2 separate regions of the Homo sapiens genome follow, and region 1 is linked to region 2. The links are chromatin loops, found by intact Hi-C in ENCODE. Cell type or tissue: endothelial cell of umbilical vein. All regions are shown on one strand. Each heading gives the region's core, and the rest is flanking DNA. Links, peaks and the distances in the headings are about the cores only. Region 1 has its middle 110 kb from the start of C1GALT1C1. Region 2 has its middle 43 kb from the start of C1GALT1C1.

Region 1 (12,162 bases), core at 1,878-9,877, 63 kb before region 2:
AAAGACCAGCTGTTCCATCCAACTCTATCTTTACGCACACTATCAGTAGGGGCTTATTTAAGACAACATTCCACCTCCACCCCCCCACACACTGTTCAGCTCATTAGGGGGTCTACTGGCTTCTCAGAGCTTCCAGCAGTACTAAGGGAGATGATCTAACTCCAGCCGCTAAGGGTGTCCCAGTAGCAGAAGGCTTCTTAGGCATTTTGCCTTATTAAGCAGACCAACAACATGGTGCTCCAAGGGATAACTACCTGGGAATAGGGTTGCCAGATACATTACAGGATGAAACATTTGGGATATGCAAATGCTAAAAAAAATCTCTTGTTTATCTGAAACTCAAATTTAAGTGGACATCCTATATTTGTATCTGCAAAATCTGGCAAATTAGCAAATTTAGCAAAACCCTACCCAGAGACCCCATATGCGACTCTAAATTATCCTCTGATAAAGGGGTGAGAAATAAGGGTCCCCCAAGCTAAAATGTACTTTTTTCAAATTGTCTAATGAGAGTCAAACTCTCCGGCCCTAACCCCAGTCCCCAAACATGCAATAAGAACGCATGACTAGTTTTTCTGTTAAGAGCAGCTGGCTATATCCCTGCCTCCAATTTTCACTTGCCCTAGGTTAATTGTCCACTTTTCTCACACAAAATGAACTCTTCCCAGGTGAACTCGGCCATCTGCAAGTTTTAGAGAAATGTGTAGAATGTCTCTACATGAGGCTAGGCATGGAGATAGTCACTTAGAGGTCTCCAAGAATGTTCTCTGATTGCTCCCCATGGAATCAGCAGAGTTCAGGAGGAAGAAGGAGGGAATTATCGTCCAGCCTTTCCCCTGTGACTTCTAAGTCCATCTCTTCAAGCCGCTGCAGCCTGCAATCCCCAGCCTGGCTCCAGTAGCTTTGTTGGTGGAAACATCATTTTGCTCACAAAGACAGACCGAGATTTTCATTTTATTAAAATAAAAGAAATTTAAGATAAGATTTTATGAATATTTAGAAAAGCAGCATGTTGCATGATATAAGACATATTTACATGCCACAGAAGGAGCACAAATATTGTACTTCCAGGATGCTTTGAAAGGTATTGGATTGTTCATTGTTTACTAGCCTCCAGGCATTATTACACAAGCTAGCTTGGGAAAAATGGTGACTGCTACAGAGGCTTGGAAAATGTATAGGACACTTTCAGATTTAAAGCTGCTCCTCCCAGTACTACTTGGCCCACACAGCACACAGAAAACAGACAGGCAAGGTGGTGGGCAGGTGGGTTTCACTGACACCTCCCGAAAGGGACATCATCTGAAAGTGACCGCAGGCCTTGGGGCTCTGGCTTTACAATTGTCAGCAGCTCATAGATTAAGCTTTAACAGAGGAATCCTGTCTGGTTATGGCTCTCCCAAGGCACCTAAGCTTGAAGTCTCTCACCATTTTATTCATTTAATCAACAAACATTTAATAAATTTCTATTGTGTGTCAGCGAAACTGAGAGAGCAGTGGAAAAAACTGATACAATCCCCAAACTTGTAGAGCTGAGGGACTAATGGGAGACACAGACAAGGAAATGAGCAATTACAATACATGATGTATAAGTGTAAGTGCTGGCCGGGTGCGGTGGCTCATGCCTATAATCCCAGCACTTTGGAAGGCCAAGGCAGGCGGATCACCTGAGGTAAGGAGTTCGAGACCACACTGGCCAACATGGTGAGAACCAGTCTCTACTAAAAATACAAAAATCATCCAGGCATGGTGGTGCACGCCTGTGATCCCAGCTACTTGGGAGGCTGAGGCAGGAGAGTCGCTTGAATCCGGGAGGTGGAGGTTGAGGTGAGCTGAGATCATACCACTGTACTCTAGCCTGGGCAGCAGAGTGAGACTCTGTCTTAAAAAAAAAAAAAAAAGTGTAAGTGCTATAGGAGCACAAGGAAGAACCCCTCACCCATTCCAAGAGCATCTGGGAAAGGACCCCTATGGAAACTGAGGTCTGAACTGAGGCCTAAACGATGAAAAGGAGTTAAGGGAAAAAAGCTGTTTTAAGCAGAGGGAACATGTCCCAGTGACCAGAAGGGAATTTGAGGAGTAGAGGAATGGAGGCATGGAGTTCGAGGGCTAACCATCATCATGCATAGCATTTAGCTAGGATGTCCTGTGGGCCAGTGCTTTGCTAAGCATTTAGCATACATTGTCTCATTGGAGCCTCACAGCATCCCTCAGATGAGGCACAGGGAGATTAAGAGCCTTACCAAAGTCAAACCTCTGGTAAGAGATGAAGACAGAATTGAACCCCAGCCATCTAGCTCCAGAGCCAACATTCTTAACCTCCACTCTATAAAGCGAAATCTATATCTCAAATGAATAAAACAAATGGTGGAACTTCAGCACAGGACTCTAGCCTTCACTCCTGGAGCCACCAACCCCAGCCATAGGTCCAAATCTATCCCAGCTTCTGGCCCTTTTCTGACCTCAGAACCTCTGTCCAGTCCCTGGTTTCTTGCCAATTACCCGTGCCCAGTCATGACTCTCCCTTTCTGCTAGATCCCTGGTCAGCATGTCAGGTTCCCAGAGCTGAGACTGACTCCCTAATTCTCATGAGAACTAAAGTCTTTCTTGCCTCTGAATCCCAGTTCCTAGTCCCCTCTTATCAGACCAACTGGTATCACACTATGCCTCCTTCTCTGGATTTCTTACTATTCTGGTTTCATTGACATCTGCAGATCACTTCCGTGTCTCTGTATTTCTGGCCGATCTCTAAGGTCTAGCCATCCTCAGTCTAGCCTGACCCGAATTGGGAGGAGAGAAGTGGAAAGAGACAGAGACTTGTGAAGGCAGGAAGGGCAACTGTATGAGAGGCTGAGCGAGTGGAGAGATTTGAGAATATGGGTAAGGCTGAGGCTGAGAGCCTAGAAGCAGAGCTGGCTTTATTCTTAGGTGGAGTATGTGACCCAGACCCTTCCAAAATACCCTATTCCAATAGCTACTTGGGGGAATGAAATCCCTTTAAGAGGATGTTTGCAAAGAACTGAGAATATAGAGCCCAGGTGAGGAGAAACACCTACTGTACTTAATGTTACAGTAGAGTACATGCCTTTCTAAATGTTCACTTTGGTTGAGGAGGACACTCAGTATCTGAAAGAAAAAGGGAGAGAACCTTGTAGTGAAGAATTGTAGCCAAAAGGGAGAGTTCAAGAATATTCACAGGCATAGATATCCCAACCAGGCAGAGATGACAACTTGACTCAGGTCCAGCCTTGCCTAGACATAGTGCCTTCATCATACTACAGATGTGGTTTCTTTTTGGATGTGGTTTCTGACTTTGTTTGAGCAGATGGCCCTGACAGAAAACTTAACATTATCTGCTGTTTATTATGCACTGCCCTGTAAGACCACCACATGTGTGATAGTCCCTACAATATAGGAAGGAGCCAATTGAAGAGTTCATATTTTGGGCAACTCTACTCCCTTTTTCCTACTCCAGAGTTTAGGGACAGCTGTTGAGCAAATGGAGGAGGCAGTTAGAACTAGCCCAGGGCTTCTCAAATTTTAGTGTACACATGATCACCTGCAGGTCTTGTTAAAATGCAGATTCTGACTCAGTAGGTTTGGGGTGGGATTCAGAGTTTGAATTTCTAAGAAGCTCCAAGGTAATGCTAATGCTATCAGTTGGGGGGACACACTTTAGATAGCAAGGCTATTTCTGCCATTCTGCATTCTAATACATTAACCTGCTTCCTCATAACCTGTGAAGTGCTGAACAAATATGAAGGAATCATATTGCACTTTTATTTGATGAACCTGCCAACCCTAAATAGAATGAACAAATAAGCCCCATGAAGGAGAGAGAAGAAGTGGTGGCTGCCCATTAACAACAACAACAACAGTAAAATTATACAGGCCAAGAGGGAGAGTTATATTTTCCCCAAGTTTCCTACAGCTGTTTATTGGTCATGGGGCGCATAAAACATCTTATGAATGTTTCACTGCCGAAGAAAAATTGCTTCAAGCTGAGCTAGGATAGGAGTTAGGTATTACCATGGATATGAATATATTTTCACAGTTCAGCTCAATTACCACATTGTTTATCATGTTGCTTTACAACATTGCAGACTATTAAAGCTACTTTTTCATTTTACAGTATAGGAAACTAAGGCTGGCCAGGCAGGTGATTTCAATTTGCTCAAAGTCACATGGCTAGTTAGTATCAGAACTGAACTAGAACCACCCAATGAGCACAGTGCTCTTTCTACTGCAAGGATTTGTTAAAATAGTGTCTGAACAGGGGAAAGATTTTAAGTTAATTGGTCACAAGTGGTCCCCATACCCTGCTGTGGGGAGCTTAGCGGAGGTTCCCTGAATAAAAACATAGTTTGGGACTGGAGAAGAAATTTTCCAGGCTCTCGGTCACTCAAACAAATAGACATCTTTTTGAGCATGGATTGCCCATTTGTTTATTCAACAAACACTTGTTGAGCCCTGTGCTGGCTGGGGATAGAAATTTTTTTAAAACCCACAGTCCCTGCCTTGACAGAGCTTAGAATCCACTGAGGAGAGACTGATGTATAAATACTAAGTTCAATAAACTCCCATAGCTATTGGGGGGGGGGGCACAAGAGATGGTTTCAGAAACGAAGTAATCAGCCAAAAAGGAAAGCAGGCCAGCTAATCACTGAGCATGATGTAAGGCAGAAACTTAAGTGCAGTATGGTCAGAGTTTAGTGTAAAGAGGGAGGGAGGGATCTTTGTAAGCTACAGAGTTCACGGAAGGCTTTTTGGAAAGGTTAAGTCTAGAAGTAAGCTTTGGAGTATGTGTAGGAATCATATAACCAGAGAGGATACTTCAGATGAGGAACAGCATGAGCAAAGGTAAAGATACAAGAAAGTATATTGTCTATTTGGGGATGGCCCTTCAGATATTAAGTTTAAAACTGTTCTTAAATCACCCTTCACCTTTTGCTTCTCTTTTGCCTTTCCTATAAGTACCTCTGGCCAGCAGGTTACATTTGAATTGTTTCTTTACTCTCCAACTTCACTCTTCATGCTCACTGTGCCTCTGGTAGTCTGCAAGGCCACCATGTACAGTTGTGCATGTTGTTCACTGCACAAAGGATACCCAGTCATGGAGGTGAATGGGGGCTGAAATCCATACTGCACTGTACTCACCAAGTAATGCTTTCCTTTCCTAGTTTGATACATGTGCTTGCTAGGCCATGCCCCCAACCCAAAAAGGAGCACTTTTTCCAGTTTACAGAAAGGTACCCTAGCAGTGGCTGAGGCACTAAATCATATGTAGATGAAAGGTAAATAAGTGAGGTAAATAAGATTTATCTCTGATTTGTTCCAGCTTCAAGTCTTTACAGCTGAAGCCACTAATGAAGCCACCACAGTTCCACCACAGTTTTTATGCTAATCATGACTAAAGTAGGAAAAGTAGCAAGAGCCCCAGGGACCCTTCAGGAAGCTTAGAAGTGTCACTTCCCTGGATCCTGCATGAGGTGACCCAGAGATGACCTATGCCTGATGTGGCTCCCTTGATTTCATTTCTCTCTAATCCTAAACTGGATGACTAAGTGGTACCATTTCCCCTGACTCAGTTATTCTTTCTCATAAGAAAACTACACTTCTGTATGACTCACAACCAAGCTTATTCCTTATTTCTTATCTCCCCTACCTGGCAGTACCACCAAAATCATCCTTAGAAATCAACTGGACACGCACTTGCCATACCCACCTACCATGGTTGGTAGTCTTGTGCCAAATCCTGACTCCCTTTTCCTTCCCACCTGTCCTGTGCCACCAAGAGCCACTCTTCCCCACAAGCTACCAATCGGAGCTTTCAGACCTCCAAGTTTCCCTGGCTTTATCAGGCTTAAAGGGCTAAGCCTCTATAATATAAAAACCCAATAGTACAGGGAGTCAAAGAACTCACCACTTGTCAAGTTTCTCTCCACTTGACAGTCCAGAGCACATAGGTGGCCTACTCAACTCATTCAGTCACTCATGGACTTGGGTTGATTCCTTCATGTTTCTCTGCCCTTCTGTAAGGCAACAGCCTTATCTGCCAGTTTCAAAGCTGAGTAATGTGTGCTATGGGCACATCCATATTTCTTCTGTTAGAGGAAAAAAGTAAAGAGAAGCACATGTGCAAAGTTTAAAGAGCTGGGCCTAGAAAAAGCACACATCACTCCTACTTACATTTCACTGGTCTCAGAGCCACACCAGACCACAAAGCGGGCTGGAAAATGTACGTAAGTACCTAGCTGGACATCCTCACCCTGGCTACAGGTCTATTATTAAGGAAGATGCCAAACTATCAGTAAAAAGCATCTATTTTGTCATAATTTTTTACCCATGATAGAAACTTCATGATCAAGTATAATAAAGTTCAACCAATTTAAATAGAATCAAACTTAATGTATTAATAAATGTGTTTAAAGCATAGCATATACTTTTCCCTTACGCACTGTTTCTCAAAGTGTGGTGCATGGACTCTGGGTGATCCAGGGCCACTGATCATTCCCAGAAACCTAGCCAGTGACAGAGGAAAAAGCAATAATATTATTTCTTTACATACCTTCCACATATTTGAGATGTAAGGCTAATTATGATTTTTTACAGCAATCACATTACATTCTTTTTGTCAAATTACATTCTTAACCATCCTTATGTATTTTTTTTTTGAGACATGATCTTGCTGTGTCACCCAAGCTGGAGTGCAGTGGTGCGATCCTGGCTCACTGCAACCTCCACCTCCCAGGCTCAAGCAATCCTCCCACCTCAGCCTCCCAAGTAGCTGGGACTACAGGCATTCACCACCACACCTGGATACCTTTGGTATTTTTTTGTGGAGACCAGGTTTAGCCATATTGCCCAGACTGGTCTTGAAGTCTTGAGCTCCAGTTAAGAGAATAAACTTCCGGCTGGGTGCGGTGGCTCACGCCTGTAATTCCAGCACTTTGGGAGGCCGAGGTGGGTGGATTGCCTGAGGTTAGGAGTTTGAGACCAGCCTGACCAACATGGTAAAACCCCATCTCTACTAAAAATACAAAAATTAGCCAAGCGTGGTGGCACATGCCTGTAATCCCATCTACTCAGGAGGCTGAGGCAAGAGAATCACTTGAACCCAGGAGGCAGATGTTGCAGTGAGCCGAGATCATGCTACTGCACTCCAGCCTGGGTAACAGAGAAAGACTCTGTCTCAAAAAAAAAAAAAAAAAAGAAAAAACTTTTGAGGAGGTCGAGGACCCCGAGAAATGAGGGGGTTTGCCTAATGTCAAGCACTGGGTGTGCAAACCTGCAGCTGCTGTGACAGTTTCTGGCAGTGAGTCTCTGACACGAACAGCTCCCTCTGTTCAGGGAGGACCCGGGCACCCTCACTTTGAGTCTTGGTCTTACTTTTCATCTAAAAGGGTGGAGCGGATCCCCAGCTTTTTCAGTTCTTCCACCAGGTCCCCATTCTGGTGCATCTGGGCTCCATTCCTTTGTTCTTCCCTCTAGCTGAGGAAAAATAACCACTAACCCTGAGGAGACAGCCTGTGAGGTTTAGCTCATAACTGACATGTGGGTCAAGTGAGGCAAACTGAATAGACTCCAACATCATAGCCTGGCATTGCTATTTACCCCCCTCTAGTAAAAACAAAATTCCATCTAGTTCATGACATCTGAAAGGAGGTATCTCACGCTGCCTGCTTGGAGGGCAATTCATTTGGAAATCTCTCTGGGAAAGCACAGAGCAGAGCTGATTTATGGCACCACCACAGGGTATCACTGCAAGCATCAGGACCAAGTGGAGGAAGTGCCACTGCCCAGCCCTGAGGCCAGCATTCCAGCCTGTGAACAAATCCTGTGGGTTGGAATGCTGCTGCTAACCCAATGAGATGGACTGCTGGCCCACGCGGCAGCCTCTGACAACACTTAACTGTGAGAGACCTGGGCTCTGGGGAGGCCTCTTCCTGCTGAGTCACGGCGATGTGACCACCAGGGTGGGAACCGAGCCCAGGAAAAGTTCTTTCTGGACTAGGTCGACCCTTGTGCAGATTACTGGTTCATGCTGAGTGCTTTTCCCTGAGACATCAGGGCCTCTGTCACCCTTTCCAGACCAGCCCCTCTGGCCACTGCCATGCCAGGATGTATCTTATGGCACTCTTGGGACTCTAGGGTGAAGAACCCACCAGATTTAGAAATTTTGATGACTCAGGTACATGGAAATGTGAAGGTCTCTCAAGCTATCAACAAAGCAAACAAATTTAAAAAAATGAACAAAATCTCTATCAGGGCCTGGCGCGGTGGCTCACGCCTGTAATCCCAGCACTTTGGGAGGCCGAGATGGGCGGATCACAAGGTCAGCAGATCGAGACCATCCCGGCTAACACGGTGAAACCCCATCTCTACTAAAAATACGAAAAAAAATTAGCCGGGCGTGGTGGCGGGCGCCTGTAGTCCCAGCTACTCAGGAGACTGAGGCAGGAGAATGGCGTGAACCCGGGAGGCGGAGCTTGCAGTGAGCCGAGACAGCGCCACTGCACTCCAGCCTGGGCGACAGAGCGAGACTCCGTCTCAAGGAAAAAAAAAAAAAAAAAAGTCAATGGGATTTTTGGGGCAGTAAAATTATGTTGATTTTTCCTCTTTTTATTTTGCTGTATTTTCCAAGTTTTATATTACTTTTATGTTGGAAAAATAAACTTTACTAAGGAAAAAAGGTTTGTCGAATATTAAAGTAACAATAAAAATAAGCCTGTGTGTGTGTGACAATATCATATAAGCAGTCGAAAATGCAAATATGAAGTAAGAAGATAAATGTCTGAAAATTTGATTTTATTAGACCTGCCATCCATTTGCCCCAGTCTCCAGCATGCTCTTTATAATAAAATGTATCAAATTGTAGCACGAAGTCATCAAAGCTTTTACATAACTTTCTTCCTGTGTTGGCAGTTTATTTAAAAAAAAAAAAAAACCCAGTTATCACAGTTTCTTCTTTGTCCATCGTTTTCCATAACGGAAGAAGCTATACATAATTTGGGGGAAGATATTGTCTTTGCAGACTGACATATTTGCAGAGGGGTCATGAATAATGATTCCAAAGCTCCTAGTTTAACTCCTGAATCAGGCAAAAAATAAATGGCAATATAAGAACAAATTTTGTTTACAGCAATATCATAATACAGCATTGAATTATTACAGTGCAGTGGTTGTAATTAAGCTCACAATAAAATCTTATTAGCCCAAACACCAGACAACCTAAAATCACCCGACTGCTCACGAACGGAAATGATCAGTGCAACGCAGTTGTCTCAGTAGTGAAAACCAAAATCGGTAAGGTTTTTCTGGCAGTGAGTCTCTGACACGAACGGCTCCCTCTGTTCAGGGAGGACCCGGGCGCCCTCACTTTGAGTCTTGGTCTTTCTTTTCATCTAAAAGGGCGGAGTGGATCCCCAGCTTTTTCAGTTCTTCCACCAGACCCCCATTCTGGTGCATCTGCAAAAGAATGTCACAGCCCCGCACAAACTCGCCGTTGAGGTACACTTGCGGGATGGTGGGCCAGTTGGAATAGTCTTTAATGCCTTGTCGCAGCTCGGGGTCGTCCAGCACTTCGTAGGCCGCATAGTCGCGGACGCCGTGCACCCACAGGATCTGCACCATGGCGTTGCTGAAGCCGCACTGGGGTTGCTCCGCCGTCCCCTTGAGGGAAGACAACCACTTTGTCCTTCACCAGTGCGTCCAGCCGCTCCCCTGAAACACCACCGCCCGCACCCGAGCCCGCCGCTCGGCCGAGGGACCCGCTCATCCCTGCATGCTCGCCGAAGCCCACGACGCCCCAGGTCTTTGGCTGGCCACCTAGAGCTCTCCTCGGCCCACGGCCGCTTTTACATAATTATTAATCAAAGTACAGTTAACCCTGTGATAAACCAATTGAATATTTTGAAAGCAAGCACGAAGTAATTCTTTGCTGTATGAAGTTGATGAATATTGTGACGAAGGCAGGGAAGATATAAAAGCTATGGGGGTTTCATTCAACGTTATTAGACCTCTTGGCAAAACAAGTACAAATCACTTCATTGCCAAGAAGCTTATAAAACCAGGCACAATATCAATGACAAAGTGACTTAGAGAAAGCAGAGTGAGTCATCAGCAGAATTTTTATAACAACGTCATAGGACATCCGTAATATCTATGGCACACAATATAAAAGGCAATTATTATCACATGTGGACACCAGCAGATATTCTACTTTAGAGACAGGTAAAAACACGGATATGCAGACTCTTGGCATAGGAGTGGTATGTACACACACAGACACACACACGCACACACACACAAACACACACGGGAGAAGTGCTCCACATTTTTGACACTGAAATCCCATGCTATAAGAGAAAAGAGGTTTTTTTTTTAAATTATGCTTGTTACCTTAGATACAGATTTTCATGCAGTTGTTGTAAGAAATACTGCAAAGAGAAACCATGTACCATTTTCCCGGTTTCCCCCAATGACAGTGTCTTGCAACACCATACAGTATCACAACCAGGATATTGGCATTGATACAGTCAAGATACAGAATGGTTCCATCACCACAAGGATCCCTCATGTTGCCCTTTTATAGCCACACCCATTATCTCCAACTCCACCCCCTTCTTAACTCCTAGCAACCACTCACATGTTCTCCATTTTTATAATTTTGTCATCTCAAGGATGTTATACATTTGGAATCATATATAATCGGGTCATTGCCTTTTTTCACTTAGTACAATTTTTGTAAATCCACTCAAGATGTTGTACATATCAATAATATGTTCCTTTTCATTTGTGAGTAGTGTTCTATGCTATGGATATACCACAGTTTGCTTAACCATTCACATGTTGAAGGACATTTGGGTTGTTTCCAATTGGGGGCTATCAGGAATACACTGCGGTGAACATTTGTGTACAGGTTCTTGTATGAACATAAGTTTTTAAATCTCTGGGATAAATGCCCATGAGTGTAATTGCTGGGTTGTATGGTTGTTGCATGTTTGGTTTCATTAGAAACTGTTCAACTCTTTTCCAGAGTAGCTGTACCATTGTACATTGCCACCAGCAATATAGGAGAGATCTAGTTTCTCTTCATAAAAGGAAAGGTTTTTAATTTAGTTAACAAGTGGTTTTTTTTAATGAGTCATGAAGTAGATTGGAAAAGGGGCACTGCGGCCAATTCTGAAGAGCATTAGCCATGACTGCCGCCCAGAAATATGTAGCAAATAAAAGAGGTTGCACCCGTATGTGAAGCCACTCACGACTTGATTAACAATGATCAGCAACATGCCTTCTGATCACAGTTCAGTATTGAAAAAAACAAATACTGTGAGTATAATAAAATTTTGGCCCCTAAGAAGATGTCTTCCCAGCATGCTGTACAAAGAAATAAGCAGTAAATACTAATCTCCACTTTTCCACACTAAGCATGCCAGCTGTTGAGAGAAGCTGCTCTCCCATAACTTTTTGATACAAGGGATAGGGAAAGGGACCTTATGAAAATGATAATGCCACTAAAGAGCATTTCTCATATTCAAATGCCTTGCTGAAGACATATTTTATAGCCACATTTTCAGAATATTAAAGAACCTGTAGTTATTAGCTCAGTGGTGAAATACTGCCATGTTTAATGTTAAAGATAAAATAATCAGAATTTTTTAAGAAGACTGAACTATGATGCAAACAGCTTTGTCACTAAGAATTTGATTCTGTCCCAACATGTGGAGACTTTATGCACTTCTTGAAGAAAGAAATCGACTATATATGATTGGGTATATGTAAATATCACGTTCAAGTTCTTCAGTGGAACTTGTAACCACACTTTTTTGAACTAAATGCAGTCAAAGTGGTAATTTAGGAATGCACACCCATCTGTTTCCCAAGTTCAACTATTCTGTCTTCTAGCCTTTGACTGTGATTTGTTCAGGGACTTTAGTATCTGATGGAGTGCTTCAAAGTACTATCAGGGAACCGTCCTTGTAATATCTAGCTTTTTGGATGTATAATATCTATAGGTTTGATAAGGCCACTAAATACTTAAGGCAGTTCCCAATGACCTAGGATTCTGAATTAGAATTTTTAACTTTTTATTATGAAAAACTTCAAACATGTACAAAAGTAGAGTAGATAGGATAATGAAAGTCCAGGTATTCACTACCC
Region 2 (12,162 bases), core at 1,515-9,514:
GTTGGAGAGGGTGTGAAGAAAAGAGAACCCTTATGCACTATTGATGACAATGTACATTGGTACGAAAGCAGTATGGAGGTTCTTCAAAATGCTAAAAATAGACCTACCATACAATGCAGCAATCCCATTTCTGGGCATATATTTGAAGGAAACAAAATCAGCATCTCAAAGAGATTGCAGCATTATTCACAATAGCCAAGATATGAAAACAACCTAAGCATCCATCAATGGATGAATGGAGAAAAAAATATGATAGATAGATAGACAGATAGATAAATACATACATACATACAATGGAATATTATTCATCCATAAAAAGAAGGAAATCCTGTCATTTGTGACAATGTGGATGAACCTGAAGGATCTTATGCTAAGTGAAATGAGCCAGACTCACAAACAGGCAAATACTGTATGATCACACTTACATGTAGAATCGAAAAAGTCAGACTCATAGAAGCAGAGTACAATGGTGGTTGTCAGGGGAGTGGAGGAAATAGGGAGATGTTGGTCAAAGGGTAAAAACTTTCAATTATAAGATGAAGAAGTTTTGGTAATTTTAATCTACAGCATGATTACCATAGTTTATTAAAATTCTCTGCTAAATACTTGATATCTTAAATGTTCTCACCACTAAAAAATGGCAAATTCATAAGGTGATAGATTCTTAACTAACTTGATTGTGGTAACCATTTCACAATATATGCATATAGCAAATCACCATGTTGTACACCTTAAACTTATACTGTATTTGTTAATTGTACTTCAATATATCTGAGGTGAAAAGAGGAAAAGACTCAAGTCAATAATATAAGCTCCCACCTTAAGACACTAAAACAAAAAGAGCTAAATAACCCAAAACCAAGCAGAATGAAGAAAATAATAAAAATAAGAGGAAAAATTAACAAAATTGAAAACAGAAAACAATAGAGAAGATCAATTAAAATGAAAGCTAATTATTTGAAAAGATGAATACAATTCACAAATCTGACAAAAACTGATAAATGTAAAACAAGACACAAATTATCAATATAGGAAATTAAAGAGAATATCAGTAGAGATGACTCAGACATTGAAAGGGAAAATAAGGGAATACTACAAATAAGTCTATGCACATAAATCTGACAGCTTCTATGTGATAAACCAATTCCTCAAATACCACAAGCTGTGAAAACTCACCCAAGATTAAATAAATAGCCTGAATAGTCCTATAACTATTTAAGACATTGAATTCATATTTTAAAGCCTTTCAAAAAAGAAATTTCTAGGTCCAAGTGGTTTCACTGGTAGACATTTAAAGAATATAAAAACCAATTCTACACAATCTCTACCATGAAATAGTAGAGAAGCCAACACTTTCCAATGCATTTTATGAGGTAAGCATTACTCTGATACCAAAACCAGACTAAAACAGTACAAGAAAAGAAAATTACTGATCAACATTTCTCATAAACCTAGTGGCAAAAATCCCTATCCTTGTAGCAAAACATGTACTTTAGAGGTGTATAACCTGGGCTAGAATCCAGAGTCTGCCATTTACTAGCTACACCACTTTCACCAAATCACTTAACTTCTCTGATCCTGCTTCTCGTCTGTAAAATGGAGATTACTATTGATATGGTTTAGCTGTGTGCCCACCCAAACCTCATCTTGAATTTTAGTTTTCATAATCCCCATGTGTTGTGGAAGGGAGCCAGTGGGAGGTAATTGAATCATGGGGGCAGTTTCCCCCATGCTATTCCCATGATAGTGAGTAACTTCTCAGAAGATCTGTGGTTTCATAAGGGGCTTCCCCATTCACTCAGTTCTCATCCTTCTCACTCCTGCCACCTTATGAAGAAGGACATGTTTGCTTCCCCTTCTGCAATGATTGTAAGTTTTCTGAGACCTCCCCAGCCCTGTGGAACTGTGAGTCAATTAAACCTCTTTGCTTTACAAATTACCCAATCTTGGGTATGTCCTTATAGCAGCATGAGAACGGACTAATACAGTAAATTGGTACCACAGAGAGTGGGGTGCTGCTCTAAGGATACCTAAAAATGCGGAAGCAACTTTGGAACTGGGTAACAGGCAGAGGTTGGAACAGTTTGGAGGGCTCAGAAGAAGACTGGAAAATGTGGGAAAGTTTGAAACTTCCTAGAGACTTGGAGGGCTCAGAAGACAGGAAGATGTGGGAAACTGTGAGACCTTCCTAGAGACTTGTTGAATGGCTTTGACCAAAATGCTGATAGTGATATGGACAATGAAGTTCGGGCTGAGATGATCTCAAATGGAGATGAGGAACTTGTTGGGAACGGTAGTAAAGATGAATTTGCTATGCATAGAGACTGGTAGCATTTTTCCCCTTCCCTAGATATCTGTGGAACTTTTGAACTTGAGAGAGATGATTTAGGGTATCTAGGGGAAGAAATTGCTAAGCACCAAAGCATTCAAGATGAAGCAGAAAAGTTAGGAAAATTTGCAGCCTGACTATGCAATAGAAAAGAAAACCCCATTTTCTGAGGAGAAATTCAAGCAGACTGCAGAAATTTGCAGAAGTAACGTGGAGTCAAATGTTAATCACCAAGACAATGGGTAAAATGTCCCCAGGGCATGTCAGAGGTTTTCATGGCAGCTGCTCCCATTACAAGCCTGGAGGCCCAGGAGGGAAAAATGGTTTCATGGGCTGGGCCCAGGGGCCCCCTGCTTTATGCAGCCTCGGGACATGGTGTCTTGCATCTCAGCTGCTTCAGCTCCAGCTGTGGCTAAAAGGGGCCAACATATAATTCAGGCCATTGCTTCAGAGAGTGCAAGCCCCAAGCCTTGGCAGCTTACACATGGTGTTGGGCCTGTGGGTGCATAGAAGTCAAGAATTGAGGTTTAGGAATCTCTGCCTAGATTTCAGAGGATGTATGGAAACACCTGGATGTACAGGCAGAAGTTTGCTGCAGGGATGGAACCCTCATGGAGAACCTCTACTAGGGCAGTGCAGAAGAGAAATGTGGGGTTGGTGCCCCCACACAGAGTCCCCACTGGGGCATGGCCTGGTGGAGCTGTGAGAAGAGGGTCACAATCCTCCAGACGCCAGAATGGTAGATCCACCAATAGCTTACACCGTGCACCTGGAAAAGCTGCAGACAATGCCAGCCCATGAAAGCAACTGGAAGTGGGGCTGTACCCTGCAAAGCCACAGGGTGGAGCTGCCCAAGACCATGAGAGCCAACCTCTTGCATCAGTGTGCCCTGGATGTAACACATGGAGTCAAAGGAGATCATTTTGAAACTTTAAGGTTTAATGACTCCCCTGTTGGATTTCGGTCTTGCATGGGGCCTGTAGCCCCTTTGTTTTGGCCAATTTCTCCCATTTGGAATGGATGTATATACCCAATGCCTATAGCCCCATTGTATCTAAGAAGTCACTAACTTGCTTTTGATTTTACAGACTCATAGGTGGAAGGGACTTGCCTTGTCTCAGATGAGACTTCGGAATTGGACTTGGAGTTAATGCTGAAATGAGTTAAGACTTTGGGGGACTGTTGGAAGGGCATGATTGTGCTTTGAAATGTGAGGACAAGAGATTTGGGAGGGGTCAGGAGTGGAATGATGTGATTTGGCTGTGTCCCCACCCAAATCTCATCCTGAATTGTAGCTACCATAAACCCCATGTGTCATGGGAGGGACCCTGTGGAAAGTAACTGAATTATGGGGTCAGTTTCCCCCATGCTATTCTCATGATAGTGAGTAAGTTCTCACAAGATCTGATGGATTTATAAGGGCTTCCCCCTTCGCTTGACTCATTCTTCTCTCTCTTGCCACCTTGTGAAGAAGAATGTGTTTGCTTCCCCTTCTGCCATGATTGTAAGTTTCCTGAGGCTTCCCTAGCCCTACAGAACTGTGAGTCAATTAAACCTCTTTTCTTTATAAATTACCTAGTCTTGGATATGTCCTTATAGCAGCATGAGAACAATCTAATACAACTATACCTGCCCCCATAACTTTGTTGTAAAGATTAGATGCAATAGTACAAAATGCTTAACATAATTCCTGAAATACAGTAGCATTCAATAAATGTTGAATAGTATTTCTATTAATATTACTATTGGTATTATTATTGATGTTCCCATATATGTGAAAATGTGAGGTACATTAAAACAACCAAAACCAGAGTGGACAGTAGTACATGCCTTCTGCTCTTGTGAGAGCTGGATGGGAGTATATGTCCAGGGTTACAAAGCAAATGTAGTACATATTCCAGGGCCTGACCTGTGCGAAGAGATTAATTGGAGAAGAATGAAGCAGTGGAATTCCTCCATCCCAGGATTTATAGGAACAAAGGTAGAAGCATGACTTCCCTTCAGACATACATTCTCTGGTGAGAAGAGTGAAGTCCTGCCAATCTGAGGGCTTCTAGAGCTGAACAACCTACGTGTCCCGAGACTTACGACAAGTAGATTCTAAATCACTGTCACTCTGAGATGGATCACAGGAGGCGTAACACTCTTAACAAGGCACTTCAGATGCTTCTGGTACACATGATTTATTGTTTTGGACTGAATTGTGCGCCCCACCCCTGCCGCCGCAACCTCCACCAAATTTATGTATTGAACTCCCACCCACTAGTACCTCAGAGTGTAACTATATGTGGAAATAGAGATTTTAAAGAGGTGATTAAGTTAAAATGAGGCCACTAGAGTGGACCCTAATCCACTTTGACTGGTGTCCTCATAGGCAGAGGGGATTAGGACACAGAAACACACAGAGGGAAGACCACGTGAAGACACAGGGAGAAGACAACCACCTGCAAGCCAAGGAAAGAGGCCTCAGAAGAAAGCAGCCCTGCCAAGACCCTGCTGATCCTGGGCTTCTAGTCTCCAGAATTGTGAGAAAATTAATTTCTGTTGTTTAAGCCACCTAGTCTGTACTAGACTGCACACCAGCCTGGGTGGCAGAGTGAGATCCTGTCTCACACACACACACACACACACACACACACACACACACACACACACACATAAATGAGAATTATAACTGTGGATAAGAGCTCACTGCTGGGTGGCCAAAGCAAAAGTTAAAGCAAAATTCAAATCATGGTGATTTTTCTTAAAACTTTTTGGTGACTCTCACTGCTCTGAAGATACAAATCCTTTCCATAGCCTCCAAGGCCTTGCATGGTATGGCCTTGTTAACCCTTCCAGCTACTATCTCTATTATCTAACAATAGCCACTTGGCCTCTGTCAGATCTACGGTAGTCCCACATTCCTGCCTGTTTTGTGATATTTGCACATGCTATTCCTTTTGCCTTAAAACTTGATCCCCTCCTCTTTGCCTAACCAACTCCTACTTACTCTTCAGGCCCCATTTTAAGTGTCACTTCCTCGGGGAAGACTTCCCTGATCCGCTAAATTAGAAAAATCTTCTTTAGTGTTTGTTTTCTAGCACTTTCCTATCTTCCCTCATGGTGTTTATTAATGTCTGGCTCCCCCGTTCAATTGTGAGCTCCATGAGAACAGAGGCTATGTCTGCTTTGTTCACCACGGTCTCCCCAGTGACTGATATGATGTAGATGCTCAATGAAAATTTCAATTGAAGGCAGAGAGGCAGTACAATGTGCCCTAGGAGTGATGCCCCCCATGAGAAGCCTAGTAAGAGAAGTGACCTAACTACTTCCTTGTGCGTGTCATTCTGCCTTCTCAGCAGTTTCGCCCAAGCTCTCTATTCCTAGCCTCACCTATTTTTCAACCCATCTCTATATTTCAATTCTTAAAGCACAACAGTCCTCTCCCCTTACTCTAGCTTTTGTTTCCCAACTTTTATAAAAACTGGGCATAGAAAAGTATTTCACTTTTTTTTCCTAATGTCACTGTAAGAATAACAATGTCAGTTCCATGAAAAATGGTAACCAACTTTCAGATTCAACATCAAGTTGATATTATAATAAGGGCAGCTACTGCTCAGTTCCAGTCAGTTGTTGCTATGAGGAAATGAAGGCCCTGTGTGCCAGATTTCATTTTTTCAGGAGAAATCAGGAATGCATATTTTTGTATGAACCTTCCTATTTTTGAAATATTGGCAACTATTTTTTAATGTGAGCTTGTGTTAGCCAAATGAAGCATATCTATAGGCTAGAAGTGACCTATACACCACCATTTTGCATCCTCAAATTATAAGTAACTATAATACAAGTCAGAATAAAATCAGTGGTATAATGGAAGTAGAATCAGCATGTCATAAGATCATGTAGAAAAGAACAATTACAAAATGCACATTGCCATATAAACAGATAAATTTTTGTAAAAGATAGGCCAACTGACCCATTCATTTGCTTAAGAGCACAGCCAAGGCAGGTTTCCGTGCCCTGACCTTTGTTTGGCCTCCTGAGTCACACAGCTTGTCTAGTCATGGACTGTGACATGCTCTCTTGCCTATTTTTTGCCTCCTAGATCTTGGCAACAAACATAGCGAGTAAGGGCAGAATGACGATCAGAACAAAGAAAAATAAGCTTAGAAAGGAGCACAGTGTTCTTTCAGAAAAGCCCTACAGGAAATGAGTTCCATAAAAATGATTCTTAGGCCTGTGTATGTATTAACAAATCATTCCTAAGTGCACCCCTTGAGTTTGGGCATTTTGATTGTAATTTCCAATATTGCACATTAAGACCCTCACTTAAATCCCTTGCCTCATCTCTTCAGTCTCCTAATTTATCAAAACATTCAAACCTGTGTTTGCCACATAATCCTATCTTACCTCAATATTCTACTTTTCCTCTAGTGAAAACACTGCTAATTGCTATTTAAATCTGACCACTTCCTCAAGATAGTCAAGCTTATCTGGACTATTCCCACTATCTCAGCTCATTTCTCCACCCATGCTTCATCCTTTCCATTTCCCTAATCTGTAACTCTTTTGTGAAATATCTTTGTGTAGCTCCATAATTCATGGACTCTTTCATGATTTACCTTAAGTAATTAGTTTCCTGGAATATAGCCATAGTCCAAAAAACTAATATTCATAGCAATCTTGGTACTTCCTGAAGTGTTAGATTCACATTTCTGATGACAAGTTATACAAAGAAGTTTGAAGACTGAGGCATAGAGTCAGATGCAAGGATGTTTGCTGGAACATTGTTTGTAATAGAAAAAGACGAGATAAATACCAAATGTCTACTCATTAGAGAAAGGCTAAATGTACCAGGACACAGCCATCTGTGGATTAGTATGAATGTTTCATGTATAAATGGACATGAAAAATCCCCAGGATATATTGCTGAGAGGAAAAAGTAAGAGAAAAACACATACAGTATGATACTATTTATGTAATTGTTTTTAAACACAGCAGTATATATTTATATAGGCATTATACACACATGTTTTATTGATGCATAATAGTTGTATATCATTTCAAGGTACATGTGATAATTTAATACATTCATATAATTTGTAAAGATCAAATCAGCCCATATGCATTTTTAAAAGCGTGGGGGGGTAATTCCAAACTGATAACAATTATTACCTTTGGGAAGAGGAAAGAAGTTTAGGGGAAGAGGGAGGAATAAATGAAAACTTTAAATTGTTTTGGATATACATAATTTTGTTATATTATTTTGTTACTTTGGTATTATATGCCTCTTATAATAGAATATAGGGCCCATGAGAATAAGGCTGAATTTTTTAACATTTAAAAACTTGTTGTAAAATACACATAACATAAAATTTACCATTTTAGCCATTTTTTAATGTTTTTTGTCTGTTTGTTTAGAGACAGGCTCTTGCTATATTGCCCAGGTTGGACTCAAACTCCTGGACTCAAGCGATCTTCCCACCTCTGCCTCCTAAATAGCTGGGACTACAGGCACATGACACCATGTCTGGCTCATCTTAGCCATTTTCAAGTGTACAATTTAGTGGCATTAAATACCTACACATTATTGTGCAACCATCAACACCATCCATCTCCAGAACTCTTTTCATCTTGCATAACTAAAACTCTGTTTCCATTAAACAATAACTATTCATTACCCTCTTCTCTACCCCCAACAACTGTTATTCTACTTTCTGTCTCTACGAATTTGACTACTCCACGTACCTCATGTAAATGAAATCATGGCCGGGCACGTGTGGCTCACGCCTGTAATCCCAGCACTTTAGGAGGCCGAGACAGGTGGATCACCTGAGGTTAGGAGTTCGAAACCAGCCTGGCCAACATGGCGAAACCCCATCTCTACTAAAAATACAAAAATTAGCTGGGCATGATGGCAGGCGCCTGTAATCCCAGCTACTCGGGAGGCTGAGACAGAAGAATCGCTTGAACTAGGGAGGTGGAGGTTGCAGTGAGCCGAGATTGCATCACTGCACTCCAACCTGGGCAACAGAGCAAGACTCCGTCTCAAAAAAAAAGAAGAAAAGAAAAAAGAAATCATACAGGATTTGTCCTTTTATGACTGGCTTATTTTGCTTAGCGTAAAGCCCTCCCAAGTTTCATCCATGTTGTAGAATTAGTAGGATTCCATTGTAGGCATATACCACATTTTGCTTACCCATTCATCCACCAGTGGACATTTGGGTTGTTTCTACTTTTTGGCTATTGTGGACAATGCTGCTATGACCTTGGGTATAGAAATACCTCCTTGAGTCCTTGCTTTCTATTTTTTAGGGCACGTACTCGGAAGTGAAGATGCTCCTTGATTCATGATTGGGTTACATCCTAATAAATCCATTGTAAGTTGAAAATACTATGTCAAAAATGCACTTAATACACCTAAACATCCTAACCTCATAGCTTAGCCTACCCTACATTAAATGTGCTCAGAACACTTACTTCAGCCTACAGACAGACAAAATCATCTAACACAAAGTCAATTTTATAATAAAGTGTTGAATATTTCATGTAATTTATTGAATATGGTACTGAAAGTTAAAAAAAAACAGAATGGATGTTGTTTTAGTCTGTTTTCATACTGCTATAAATGCTATAAAGAACTGACTAAGACTGGGTAATTTATAAAGGAAAGAGGTTTAATTGACTCACAGTTCAGCATGGCTGGGGAGGCCTCAGGAAAGTTACAATCATAGCAGAAGGCAGAGAAACAAGGCACCTTCTTCACAAGGCAGCAGGAAGGAGAAGTGCCAAGTGAAGGGGGAAGAACTCCTTATAAAACCATCAGATATCGTGAAAACTCACTATCACGAGAGCAGTATGGGGGAAAATGACCCCATGATTCAATTACCTCCACTCCACCCTTGACATGTGGGAAGTATGGGGATTACAATTCAAGATGATATTTGAGCAGGGACATAAAGCCTAACCATATCAGATGTATAGGTACTTGAAGTGCAGTTTCTACTTAATGCTTACAGCTTTTGCACTATCGTAAAGTAAAAAAAATCAGCACTCTCAAAATTCTTGCCCATACCTACTTCCCAGCTCCTGCTAGTACATGTTGACCAGATGCTGCAGTTTCAGAGTCTTATCCAGTTCACATCTTAGCAGGCATAGCATATCCCCATATGGGTTACATTGTGATTTAACCCTAGTTAAATCAAACCCTATGTCCAGGAGGAGGGGGTGCAGGCACATGTTGTCTTGCAAGAGAGAGGCCTCTGTATTGTCTTCAAGCAAATAGGGCATGCTAGCTCTTAATAGGAAGGTGCAGGCCACTTCTACAAGCTCAGAGGTCTCAGGGAAATCTGGGAATTCAAGATTTTCAGGCCCAGAAGTCCCTATCCCATGTGTCAAGATCTCTTTCTTTTTCAACCACAGCCTTGACCCTGGCATAGCACACTTGTCTTAGTTGATATGTTAGCCACCTTTGGAGCTTGACTACTCTTACAATTAAGTCCTAGACCTGGTCCTTAGCTTTCTCTATCATCCTGCTGCAGGAAGTAAGAGCCTCTTTATATGCTACCAAAGAGGCTCCATGGCTTTCACTCTTAACTTAAAATTGCTAATTAATCACTTTCAGCTTTGTGTTATCTTTGTTCAGAGTAGCAATCAAACTTCAGAATAGCTACTAAATTCCATCTTTTTTAAGATTACTATTCTCCCCATAGTTCTCAAATGCCTAATATATCCCAATAGCTACTGTATCCCCTTTCACCAATGAAAGTTTTACCTGCACTTCTACCTATGTCAGGGAATATCAGTGCTCCACCTACCAACATTAATGATGTCCTCGATGTCATCTAGGCAGTGGTTGATCCAGATCCAAAATCCCATCAAGGTACCTGCTTTCTCAGACCACTCTTGTCATCAACTGTCACAGAGTCTGGGTTCCCCAAGAAACAGACCCTGAGATGGAGACCAGTGTGCAGGGTGTTTATTAGGGAGTGCCCCTTGAGATCAACACTTGTGGAAAGGAGGTGAAAGAAAGAGGATTAGTCAGAGGGAGAAGTGAAGCCATGATGTAGTTCTAATGAAGGCCTCAGCCAACCCCATGGGAGGCTCTGGAACTAGAATGACTGCTTGTCCCAAATTAGGTTGAGAGGGCTGGGCCTTTATATCCCTGCATTGACTAATCACTGAGTGTGGGCTGCCCTTGGAAAGAGGTATGAGGTTTCAATTGGGTGAGGCAGTTTTCTTTAGCTATGGTAATCTCTAGAGAGAACTGGCACCCAAAGGCCATCTTTTAGATGTGCTTTCAGCAGCTAGAGTAATAACATCTTCATTGCTGAAGGGAAATCTGGATGCCCCATTACAGCATTCACCACATGTGCTGACGTCCATACTATGTGAATGCAAACTCTTTCTGATCCACCTTCAAAGGGGTATGGAAAATAAAACATTCACTTGACCAGTAGCCATATATACACGTATATTAATCTACTTCAGTAAAGATATGACATCTAACACAGCTGTTACAGTCGTTACTACTACTTAGTTAAATTTGTGGTACTTCATTGTCATTTGCCGTGATTTATCTGGTTTTCTCAGGAGCCACACTGGTGAATTAAATAGGTATCTGATGGGGACTGCATTATATAAGTCTTTGAAGGCACTAAATTCTGCAATTCTCCCTGGGATGTAATGTGGTTTGTCAATTTCATTTATTTATTTACTTACTATGTTGGTAAGAGGGGATGAGAAATTTCTGAGGCTTTTGCTTGCCTTTCCTCCTACAACAGATTTTACTCTGCTGTTTAAATAATCAATATAGGGGTTCTGCAAACTTCTCAGTTTTGCCAGTCCAATTATACGTTCTGGAACTAGGGAAATGACCATCAGATAAGTCCATAGACCCAGCAGACCCACAGTGACCTGTTCTTGGGCCAGGACTCTATTCATTTATTTCCTGTCTCTCATATGTTCCCACTCAAACAGAGGGAGCTGAGTTTCTCTACTGGAAAGTTATCATTTTTCCCTTGTAATTAATAAATATCATGGGAGAGATACTTTGAAGCCCTACTTCTTCTCAAACTTTCTCCCACTAATTTTTTTTTTTGCTTCTTTTTTTTCTCCCACTAATTTTAACATCCATTTTGCCCACAACAATTACGGTGTTTCTTCAATGATTTTGTGTTTTTCTCATTTCTTACATGTTTGTTTATTGAAATTATTCAATTAAACCTGCACATTCTCCCCAGTGTTTAGGTGATTTCTAAGCCCACGTAGGGTTGATATTTTAGGGTTCATTGTATTTATCACAATTTGAAATAATTTTGTTTTTCTATCTAACTGGTATGGATCAGATCTGTCCCAATTTTTCAAACAGTCAAGCCCCTTAAGCAACAGTGCATTGGTAGCTGCTAGGTTAGCTTAGCACACTTCCATAGATTCAGCCAATAAGAAGACAACTAGCCCAAATGGATACAGTTTATTACTAACACAGGCAGCAAAACAAGATCAGTATGATGTTGCTAATCCCACAGGATGACACTGAATTAGAGATGTCAGATGGCAGATGACACAAGCAATGGGTCACTCTGGTGTGCAGAAGCCAACTCTAAATTATAGCCAAGCAGTTTATGCTACAGCTCTACTGAAGTGGGCTGTGTGTGTGTATGTGTGTGATGGTACAAAGCTCTATGTTTCACTGGAACCAGGGAGGCAAATAAGAAACTACCTCATGGCACCCTCCCACAAGATAAGGAGGCAGTTGAGAAATGAGCTTGTGACAACTTATCACAATATTTCTTATCTTGCCATGTTGCAGAGAGATCACAGAGTATTCCTCCAAGATTTGAGTCAGACCA

The links. Peaks named below come from ENCODE experiments on the same cell type or tissue, not always from the same donor. Only the 100,000 strongest peaks of a DNase experiment are listed, where the experiment ranks them.
Region 1: it touches region 2 in a loop (5-fold over the local background); 2 of 110 quality-filtered maps call a loop at or near these places.

Annotation. Positions count from the first base shown.
Region 1 is chrX:120,730,610-120,742,771 of GRCh38, reverse strand. It overlaps the pseudogene GLRX5P1. Among named protein-coding and RNA genes, the nearest start is that of C1GALT1C1, 110 kb to the right of the region's middle. RefSeq lists an enhancer at 5,086-6,285. In endothelial cell of umbilical vein, for the core only: no CTCF peak of the experiment used is centred there; DNase peaks (open chromatin) are centred at 5,541 and 7,861; H3K27ac peaks cover 3,559 bases.
Region 2 is chrX:120,666,824-120,678,985 of GRCh38, reverse strand. No RefSeq gene overlaps it. Among named protein-coding and RNA genes, the nearest start is that of C1GALT1C1, 43 kb to the right of the region's middle. In endothelial cell of umbilical vein, for the core only: no CTCF peak of the experiment used is centred there; a DNase peak (open chromatin) is centred at 6,375; H3K27ac peaks cover 2,918 bases.